Regions from separate parts of the Homo sapiens genome. Here region 2 is linked to region 1. The links are chromatin contacts, found by Hi-C or POLR2A ChIA-PET in ENCODE. All regions are on one chromosome and are shown on one strand. Each heading gives the region's core, a stretch centred on a gene start or an enhancer-like site at or near the end of the contact. The rest is flanking DNA. Distances are from core to core; before and after follow the strand shown.

Region 1 (4,356 bases), core at 1,449-3,948:
AGAAAATCGTTCTATAATAAAACATTCTTCTGCTCCCCCAACATAATTTTTCTGCCCTGCCAGAGGCAACATTCATTTCTTTTAACTATTTTAATTATTTGGGCTTTTATTGCTATGTCTCTGAAAAATATACTCATATTACTATTAGTAATCCCAGACTGGAGTACAATGGCATGATCTTGGCTCACTGCAACCTCCGCCTCCCGGGTTCAAGTGATTCTCCTGCTTCAGCCTCCCGAGTAGCTGGGATTACAGGCGCCCACCACCATGCCCAGCTGGTTTTTATATTTTTAGTAGAGACAGGGCTTCACCATGTTGGCCAGGCTGGTCTTGAACTCCTGACCTCAGGTGATCCACCCACCTCTGCCTCCCAAAGCGCTGAGATTACAGGTGTGAGCCACGGCGCCTGGCCTCCCTCCTCTGCTATCCATTTTAGATACCTCTCATCCTCACCTCAGCTGGTTCCTCTGCTAATCTAAATGGCTTATCAGGTGGGGTGACCTAGACCTTTGTCTGTGGGGATTTGAGCTCCTGGTCATTATATACCTTCTCAGGTCATCGCTGCCTAGCATAATTGGGTGGGGGAGTCCAAATGTTTATTCAGTTGTCCTAAGACCAGTTTATAGAAAGTCCATCTTTGACCCAGTGATTTAAGATGCCAAGCTTTATGAAATATTTAATTCCTTTATATATATATATATATATACACACGCACACACACACACACACACATATATATGCATATATACACACACATATACATACATACACATATATATACATTTTTGTATATGTGTGTGTGTGTGTGTGTGTATATATATATATATTTTTTTTTTTTTTGAGACGGAATTTCACTCTTGTTGCCCAGGCTGGAGTAAAATGGCATGATCTCAGCTTACTGCAACCTTTGCCTCCCGGGTTCAAGTGATTCTCCTGCTTCAGCCTCCCGAGTAGCTGGGATTACAGGCACATGCCACCATGCCGAGCTAATTTTCTGTATTTTTATTAGAGATAGGGTTTTACCACATTGGTCAGGCTGGTCTTGAACTCCTGACCTCAGGTGATCCACCCACCTCGGCCTCCCAAAGTGCTGGGATTACAGACCCGAGCCACCGCACCTGGCCTATGTATATATTTTAATAGAGATGAGGTCTTGCCGTGTTGCCCAGGCTGGTCTCCAACTCCTCTGCTCAGGCAATCCTCCTGCCTTGGCCTCCCCAAGTACTGAGATTACAGATGTGAGCCACCATGCCTAGCTGAAATACTGAATTTTCATACGTTTCTGGGTCTATTCGGGACTTTCTCTTCTTTTCACCTAGTCTGTTCTATCTATTTGTGTGCCACTTCCACACTTAAGCATTTAGTTTAAATAAAGGTACTATGTACTTTTTTAGATTTGGAGAGCTGGAGTTTGGGGGTGTGTGTGTATTTTATTTCAGAGACAGGGTCTCACTTTGTCACCTAGGAGTGTGCCACCATGCCTAGCTAGTTTCTGTATTTTTAGTAGAGATGGGGTTTTGCCATGTTGGCCAGGCTGGTCTCGAACTCCTGACCTCAGGTGATCCACCCACCTTGGCCTCCCAAAGTGCTGGGATTACAGGCATGAGCCACCGTGGCTGGGACCCAAATGATTATTTTTATTTTTGTAGAGATGGCATGTTACAGAGAGCTGGAGTTTTAATTATCTAGTTAGATATTCTTACCTCAGCACTTTTCTCTTTCTCAATCCCAGAGAATTTTCTCTACATGTGCACCCATTTAAAGGACTCGGCTTCAAGGGAAGCAGCTTCCACCGCATTATCCCCCAGTTCATTTGCCAGGGCAGTGATTTCACAAACCACGGTGGCACCAGGGGTAAGTCCATCTACAAGAAGAAATTTGATGATGAAAACTTTATCTTCAAACACACAGGACCAGGTAGGAACCACTCATCGTGTGGTGACAAGGGAGGCTGGGCGAGGGCAGCTGGCCGTGCAGGGTGGAAGGATGAGCCGTGGTTCTGGCTGAGAAACAGGGAATCTGGAGGAGACCCAGCTACCAGACACAGGAGAACCGTTCAGCCTTGCTAGGGTGGAGTTAGCTTTGGGCTTTGAAAAGCTTTTCTGTTTTTTATTTTGGGTTATTTCAGTTCCCATTTGTCTCCTTTCATTAAAAGAGGAAGAAGCATAGACGCCTGGGTCTGCTCCTACAGGGGTGTCTTGTTATTGTTTTTGTAACTTTTTATTTTATGTAATGTCAAGCTCACGGAAGAGTTACAAGAATAGTGCGATGAACCCCATACACCTTTGCTGGCATTTACTCAAGTTCACCAGTTGTTTATATTGGTGAACATCATTTCCTATTTATTCTCCTTCTGTGTATTTTTATAGACAGTGCGTATTTTTTTAGAGCCATTTGAAAGTAAGTTGGAGAGTTCATGTTCCTCTACCACTAAATACTTCAGCATGTATTTCATAAGAAACAGGGTATTTTTAATGTTACCAGGACATAGTTCTCAAAATCAGAAAACAAACACTGCTACAATACTATTCTCTCAACTGCAGTGCATATTCAGATTTCCTCATGTGACAGCACGTCATCCTTTTGGGGCTTTTCATGGTTGGCACGTGTCCTAGACTCATAGATGCGCTGCCCATCCACCCACACCACACTGCCCTGTTGCCTCACTCACATCTCACGCGCCGTCGCTGCATGCACTCTCCTTCCTCTTGCCAAGGATCCCGCTGCCTCTCTCGTGCTCCTTCTTACGTAGTGCAGAACTCTGTGTGCTAGAGAAAAGCACAGCCCTGAGCTATCTGGTCCCTCTTGAGTTGAGGAGCTCAGGTCTTAAGGGCACCTTGAGCAATGCCCAGTGGTCCTCCCAGATTGCTGGAGGTACTTGTCATCCATCGTCTGACTGGAAAACACGCCTTTTCTTCACTCCTCAGCCCTCCAGCATTGCTTCATACACTCTCCCTCTCAGCTGATGGTGTCGCTTATTTATAGAAACAATCAGAAGAGAACTATTTAGTCTTCCTGCAGCCAGATCTACTCCCCTGCCTGCATCATTCTCTCCTGCCTGGCCTGCTTGCCTTCCTGTGACAATGGTGGCCTCCCTCTTCTCCTACCTTTTGCCCCATGGTGTCTTCCCTCAGTCTCTTCCCTTGTCTCTTCCTCCTCCTAGTCTCTAAATTTTTGGAGGGACCCAGTGCTCACCATGGCTTTTCTGTATCTGTATTCACTCTTTACCTCAATAGTTCTCACCCTTTTACCCTAGCACCTGCCTCTTACAGCTCATGCTCTAGTGTGCTGAGATGGAAGTCACAGCTCTGCACCCTTCCAGTGAATGCCTAATTAAAAACACGGTATTGGCTGGGTGCAGTGGCTCACGCCTATAATCCCAGCACTTTGGGAGGCCGAGGTGGGAGGATTGCTTGAGCCCAGGAGTTTGAGACCAGCCTGGGCAACATGGCAAGACCCCATCTCTACAAAAAATACAAAAACCAGCCAGGCATCTTGGTGAACACCTATAGTCCCAGCTTCTCAGGAGGCTGAGGTAGGAGGATGGCTTGAGCTGGGGAGGCAGAGGTTGCAATGAGCCAAGATTGCACCATTTGGACTCCAGCCTGGGTGACAGAGTGAGACTCTGTCTCAAACGAAAAACCCCACAGTATTATTTCATAGTTGTAATATAAAGGGAAATTAAAGGAAAACAATTTGTAATAACATAATATGCATTTCAGTATTCAAATGCTTGGAAGCAACTACATGTATGAAGTACTTGAACATGTGTACTTCTGCCTAGAGCTGCACTTAGTAGTGTGGACTGATTCAGGTGTGTTGTTTTGGCAGAATCAAAGTAACATGATGTTTTGAAATAGTAAAAATCTCTTGGTAAAATTCTGAGCAAAAAGAAATGAAAAGTGACAGGATGGGTTGATTTCTGGAAAAATTTGATACAAAAAAATAATTCTTTGGATTTATATGGAACATGGAGTTAGGGTGTAGGCTCAGATCATTATAAATAGATTTTTCTTATCTACATGAATGTTATTCAGGGCTTTTGAAAGTCCAGGATTTAGAGTAACTCTCCATTACGTAGGAGACTGCAGGACATCTAGAGTCCCTCCCTGATCCCTTCCTTCCAATGCCAGTAGCACCGTATTACTGACCACCAAAAATAGACTGCAGTTTCTGGTAGCCCCTAGGGGGCAGTATGATACCACTGAGAACCCATGCCCTGGGCAATCACGCCGCCCAGTCCCAGGACTTTCAGTGAAATCACCGAGTTAAGCTTGTCCACATGGGTCACCATGCTGATGGCTCCCTGAGCTCCAGACTCCTGTCCAACCACCTACCTTTCACCTTTGCTGGATA
Region 2 (4,962 bases), core at 2,162-4,661, 160 kb after region 1:
TTCCTTTACATTATCAACAACTGGCCTGGTACCTAAGTTATGTTCCTAATATACTGCAGGAAATGACCCCAGAAGCGTTATTTATTTATTTACTTATTTGAGACAGTGTCTCACTCTATCACCCAGGATAGAGCAGTGGCACGATCATGGCTCACTGAAGTCTCAACCTCCTGGGCCCAAGTGATCCTCCCACCTCAGCGTCCCAAGTAGCTGGGACTATAGGCGTGTGCCACCATGCCCAGTTAATTTTTTATTTTTTGTAGAGACGGGATCTCCCTATGTTGCCCAGGCTGTTCTTGAACTCCTCAAGTGGGAAAATCACTTGAGCCCAAGAGTTCAAGGCCAGCTTGGACAACAAAGCAAGACCCTATCTTTACCAAAAAAATTTAAAAATTGGCTAGTTGTGGTAGCACATGCTTGTGGTCCCACCTACTCAGGAGGCTGAAGCAGGAAGATTGCTTGAGCCAGGGAAGTCGAGGCTGTAGTGAGCTATATTGTGCCACTGTACTCCAGCCTGGGTGACAGAGCAAGACCCTGTCCCCCCCCCCAAAAAAAAAAAAAAAAAAAAAAGGCCAGGCATGGTGGCTCACACCTGTAATCCCAGCACTTTGGGAGGCCGAGGTGGGTGGATCACTTGAGGTCGGGAGTTCGAGACCAGCCTGACCAACATGGAGAAACCCCCTCTCTACTAAAAATACAAAATTAGCCGGGCATGGTGGCGCATGCCTGCAATGCCAGCTACTCGGGAGGCTGAGGCAGGAGAATCGCTTGAACCTGGGAGGCGGAGGTTGCGGTGAGCCGAGATCATGCCATTGCACTCTAGCCTGGACAACAAGAGCAAACTCCATCTCAAAAAAAAAATTTAATTAAATTAAAAAAAATTCATCTACATTGTTTACAGTTCAATATTATGAGTACACAATTTATCTAATCTCTTTATTGAATATTTTTATTATTTCCATCTTTCATTTTTATCATTAATACTCTCTTTAGTTCTTTTGTTACGTTTTTTTTGGAGACAAGGTCCCTCTCTGTTGCCCAGGTTGGAGTTCAGTGGCACAATCATAGCTCACTGCAGCCTTGAACTCCTGGGCTCAAGCAATCGTCTCGCCTCAGCCTCCCCAGTAGCTAGGACTCCAGGCTCATGCCACCACACCTGGCTAATTTGTTTTTCCTTGCTTTTTGTAGAGACAGGATCTTGCTATGTTGCCCAGACTGGTTTGAACCCCTAGCTTCAAGCAATCCTCCTGTCTCAGATTCCCAAAGTGCTGAGATTACAGGTGTGAGGCACTGTTCCTGGCCTCTCTTTGGTTCTTGATCACAGTAGATTACCAGTTTGACTTGCCCAAGAAAGCCAAACTTCTGACTTTTTGAGTGGAATTTCTAATTTTCTTCCCAATTCAGGCTCATGCTCTGGCCCTATCTGGATCCTAATTGCTTATTTATAAAAATTAACTAAAAATAATTCCTGTTTTATAGGATGTGCTGAAATTCTCTACTTGCTTTGAAGACAAGTAACTTAGCAAATTTGTAACACTCTTGTGAAAACTTACTGAGTTCTTCCTGAATTTTCTTCCAATTTTCTGCTTCCTGTGAGTTGGGATATGTCACCAGTAATCCAGCCAGGGCTTCCTTTACTTTTTGAATTTTTGGAGAATTCTGTTCCAACTCAGCCAGGAAGGCCTAGGAGAAAGAATGCCATGCATGCCATGAGATTCTGGACAGGAAACAAAGTTGTGTGTGTGGTAGAAATGATTGGAAAACTGGGCAGTTATTATAGACTCTACTAGGATCCTATCAATGACTTGTTTAGTGGTGTTAAGATACTTAACCCTTCTACTTCAATTTTTATTTTAAAATGAAAATCTAAATGGCAGGATCTGAGTTTCTTTTATGTATAATACATCAGTAGAACTCAATAAGAAGGAATTATTAATCAAAATAAACTAAAAATACCAAGATATGATGATAACATATCTTGAAGGAGATGAGATGCTACGCTCAATGGGAATATTAAAAGTTTTGGTGAAACTTGCCTACAGGATTTTCTGTGGTCTTATATCTTCTGACATTTTTCCTAGTCTCACATGTCAATCTTAAGAATGAACTGTAATCACTGTTATTTAGATCCCTCTAAGAATTGGAAAGATACTTTGATAAGAATGGTTTGTCTTGCTTACAGCATCATATAGAAAATGAGATCCCATTCTCAATGAGCTAACGATTCTGGGGAGGGCTATTCTTTTTCTGCAAACATACCTGGTTTTGTTTCTGAATCTAACTTATAACAATTTCTAATTTCATAAGAAAATTCTCTAGGAGAGTTAAGGCATATTAATCATTTAGAATGTCAAACATACTGCCCATCACAGCCTAGATTGTTGCCCATGTCTCTCTCTCAGATACCTGGGCTTGGGCAGGAACACTGGTACAGCTGTCTCTTCCTCTTGGTGTTGGGAGGCAACTAATGTAAACACAGTACCTTGTTAGATTCAGCTTGGGCTTTCACTGTTTCTGTCTTGGTTGGAGATGACATGGCATCCATGGATTTCAGGACTTCCTCTTTTGATTCCAGCCACTGCAGCACAGAGTTTGCCTCCTTGTGAACCTCCTCCATTCTGTTGAGGATAGCCTGAAGGCTTTCCTGGCGTTCATGAAGTACTCCCCCTAGTTTCTCATACTTCAAGTTTACATCTGACATGTCACACTGGATCTCCGTCAGATCTAGTATCATAGAAACAGAAATCAGATTGGAGACAGCTCTTCGAGTATGCTCCTTGACTCCTCACTCCTAAATTACTTGCATCTCTCTTACTCCTTCTAGTGAATTAGAGATTATCTTCCTGCTAAATCATACAAAAGTTCCCATTTATATACACAAAACAAAAGCATTCTCATTAATCTGCTTTCTGGTTTTGGCATTATATACTCAGATGTATACCTTAAAATGCTAAACATGGGAACAACAAAAGTGAAGGGAGCAAAGTAAGAAATTAACCTTAGTTTACTATTGGGATTAAGGGACTTGGAGCATTCTTCCATTCCTTCTTCTCCAAACTACAGAGAAGTCACCTAGCTGGGAGGCTGAGAGCTAGACTAGATTATCTCTAGTATAACTTCTTTATAATTCAAAGATTAACATATATTTTCTTTGAGTTCCTTCCCTATTTGCCTTATCTAGTGATCCAATCTATTGTATTTCTACAATACCTTTAGCTTCAGGGGCTGCCAACCTGTTTATGGTCTATAGCCAGCAAACCACAGTTGCTTCTCCCCAGATTTTTATCCTCACACCCATTCTGGCAGCAGTTCTTCCACCACATATTGCAACATACACAGATGCAAACATAGACACTGTCCTAACACATCCAACAAAGAAGCACTGTTGAAATGGCATTCTCACCTTTGCAGGTGTGGTATCCGTTTACACTGCCTACAGAGCTTCCTACAGAGGGCAGTATGGAACCTGAGCAGAAGGACAGGGAGACAAACAGGGCAAGACCAACGTGTTAGGAATACATATAGGCACTGAATTTGTCCTTTGGCCCTCACTTTAAGCTTAGGTATCAGGAAGTTAACACAGCACAAGACAACATACTCATGGAAAGAGACAAATTATTTTAGCTGCCAGGCAACAAAACGTCACTCAAGGTTCTTAGCAGGAATGATTCTTAATCCCTTCTAGAGGAAATTCGTATTCCCTTTTTATTAAATCTCCAACTTGAATTCTCTGGATGCCGCCCTAATTTTGTGAAGCAAGTACTGGTAAAATTATTCAGTCTAGAATGGTACTTGCCATATTTTGGAATAAGCTTTTATAATAAAGCCAGAAAGTTTCACCTTTTATATCAATATCTTTCAATATAATAAAAATGAAAATACCATTAAGGACAGAAAAAGCAGCCTTTTTTTTTTTCTTTTTTGAGACAGAGTCTCACTCTGTTGCCCAGACTGAAGTGCGGTGGCATGATCTCGGCTCACTGCAACTTCCACTTCCCAGGTTCAAGCAATTCTCCCATCTCAGCCTCTCAAACAGCTGGGATTACAGGCGCCTGCCACCAGGCCCGGCTAATTTTTGTATTTTTAGTAGAGACGGGGTTTCACTATGTTGGTCAGGCTGGTCTCAAACTCCCGACCTCAGGTGATCTGCCTGCCTCGGCCTCCCAAAGTGCTGGGATTATAGGCATGAGTCACCGTGCCTGGCCTAAAAAGCAGCCTTCTTCTAATAAAGACATTAAAATGAGCCCTTCTTATATTGTTTTTAAAGGAAGATTATTTGCCTTTTCTTTCATAACCTCTTCTTGCTCACCTTTCCCCAAGAAAAAACAGAAATCCTAAGTGCCAATAAATCTGGCTCATCAACATTCTTATAAATTGTGCTTTGGGCCTTTGGTTCTGTTTCTAATCACCATAATTTCACATACATTCTCCCCAAACTGATTCCTTATATTTCAGAAGTTTCCCAAGATAGGTAAAAATCAGGTGAGGTAATGATAAATATTATACAGAAATCTGAAAAATATTCATAATGATACTTTAAAAGGACAGAAAACTCTCATATGCACTGACTTCACTGTACAAAAAGTCATGTGCAAGGTTATATTACAAAATAGTTGGCCGGGCGCGGTGGCTCACACCTGTAATCCTAGCACTTTGGGAGGCTGAGGTGGGTGGATTGCCTGAGCTCAGGAGGTTCGAGACCAGCCTGGGCAATACGGTGAAACCCCATCTCTATTAAAATGCAAAAAATTAGCTGGGTGTGGCAGCGGACGCCTGTAGTCTCAGCTACTGGGGAGGCTGAGGCAGGAGAATCGATTGAACCCGGGAGGCAGAGGTTGCAGTGAGCCAAGATGGTGCCACCGCACTCCAGTCTGGGCGACAGAGCAAGACTCCATCTCAAAACAACAACAAAAACAAAATAGTTGTGGGCCAGGTGTAATGGCTCACGCCTGTAATCCCAGC

What was found. Hi-C counts contacts between places; a loop is a spot of excess contacts on that map. ChIA-PET counts read pairs that join two places held with the same protein, here RNA polymerase II (POLR2A). Pooled maps may share reads with other maps.
Region 2: a loop to region 1 is called in a pooled map, with 5 times the contacts of the local background. The contact joins two enhancer-like sites. A Hi-C loop is called at or near these places in 2 of 168 maps with a recorded cell type or tissue (endothelial cell of umbilical vein and thyroid gland), 3 of 37 single-sample maps with no recorded cell type and 6 of 50 pooled maps. POLR2A ChIA-PET finds 5 or more read pairs at or near these places in 4 of 52 experiments (AG04450, GM12878, WTC11 and 1 more).

Annotation. Positions count from the first base shown.
Region 1 is chr1:39,539,218-39,543,573 of GRCh38, reverse strand. It overlaps the pseudogene PPIEL. Among named protein-coding and RNA genes, the nearest start is that of PABPC4-AS1, 24 kb to the left of the region's middle. Within about 2 kb of position 2,698, at least 13 of the 41 ENCODE cell types and tissues checked have a DNase peak (open chromatin) inside an H3K27ac peak, as active enhancers do.
Region 2 is chr1:39,376,965-39,381,926 of GRCh38, reverse strand. MACF1 (microtubule actin crosslinking factor 1) reads right to left here. Exons shown (of 101, transcript NM_001394062.1): 53 at 3,404-3,466; 54 at 2,483-2,724; 55 at 1,554-1,683. Among named protein-coding and RNA genes, the nearest start is that of BMP8A, 110 kb to the left of the region's middle. Within about 2 kb of position 3,411, at least 2 of the 41 ENCODE cell types and tissues checked have a DNase peak (open chromatin) inside an H3K27ac peak, as active enhancers do.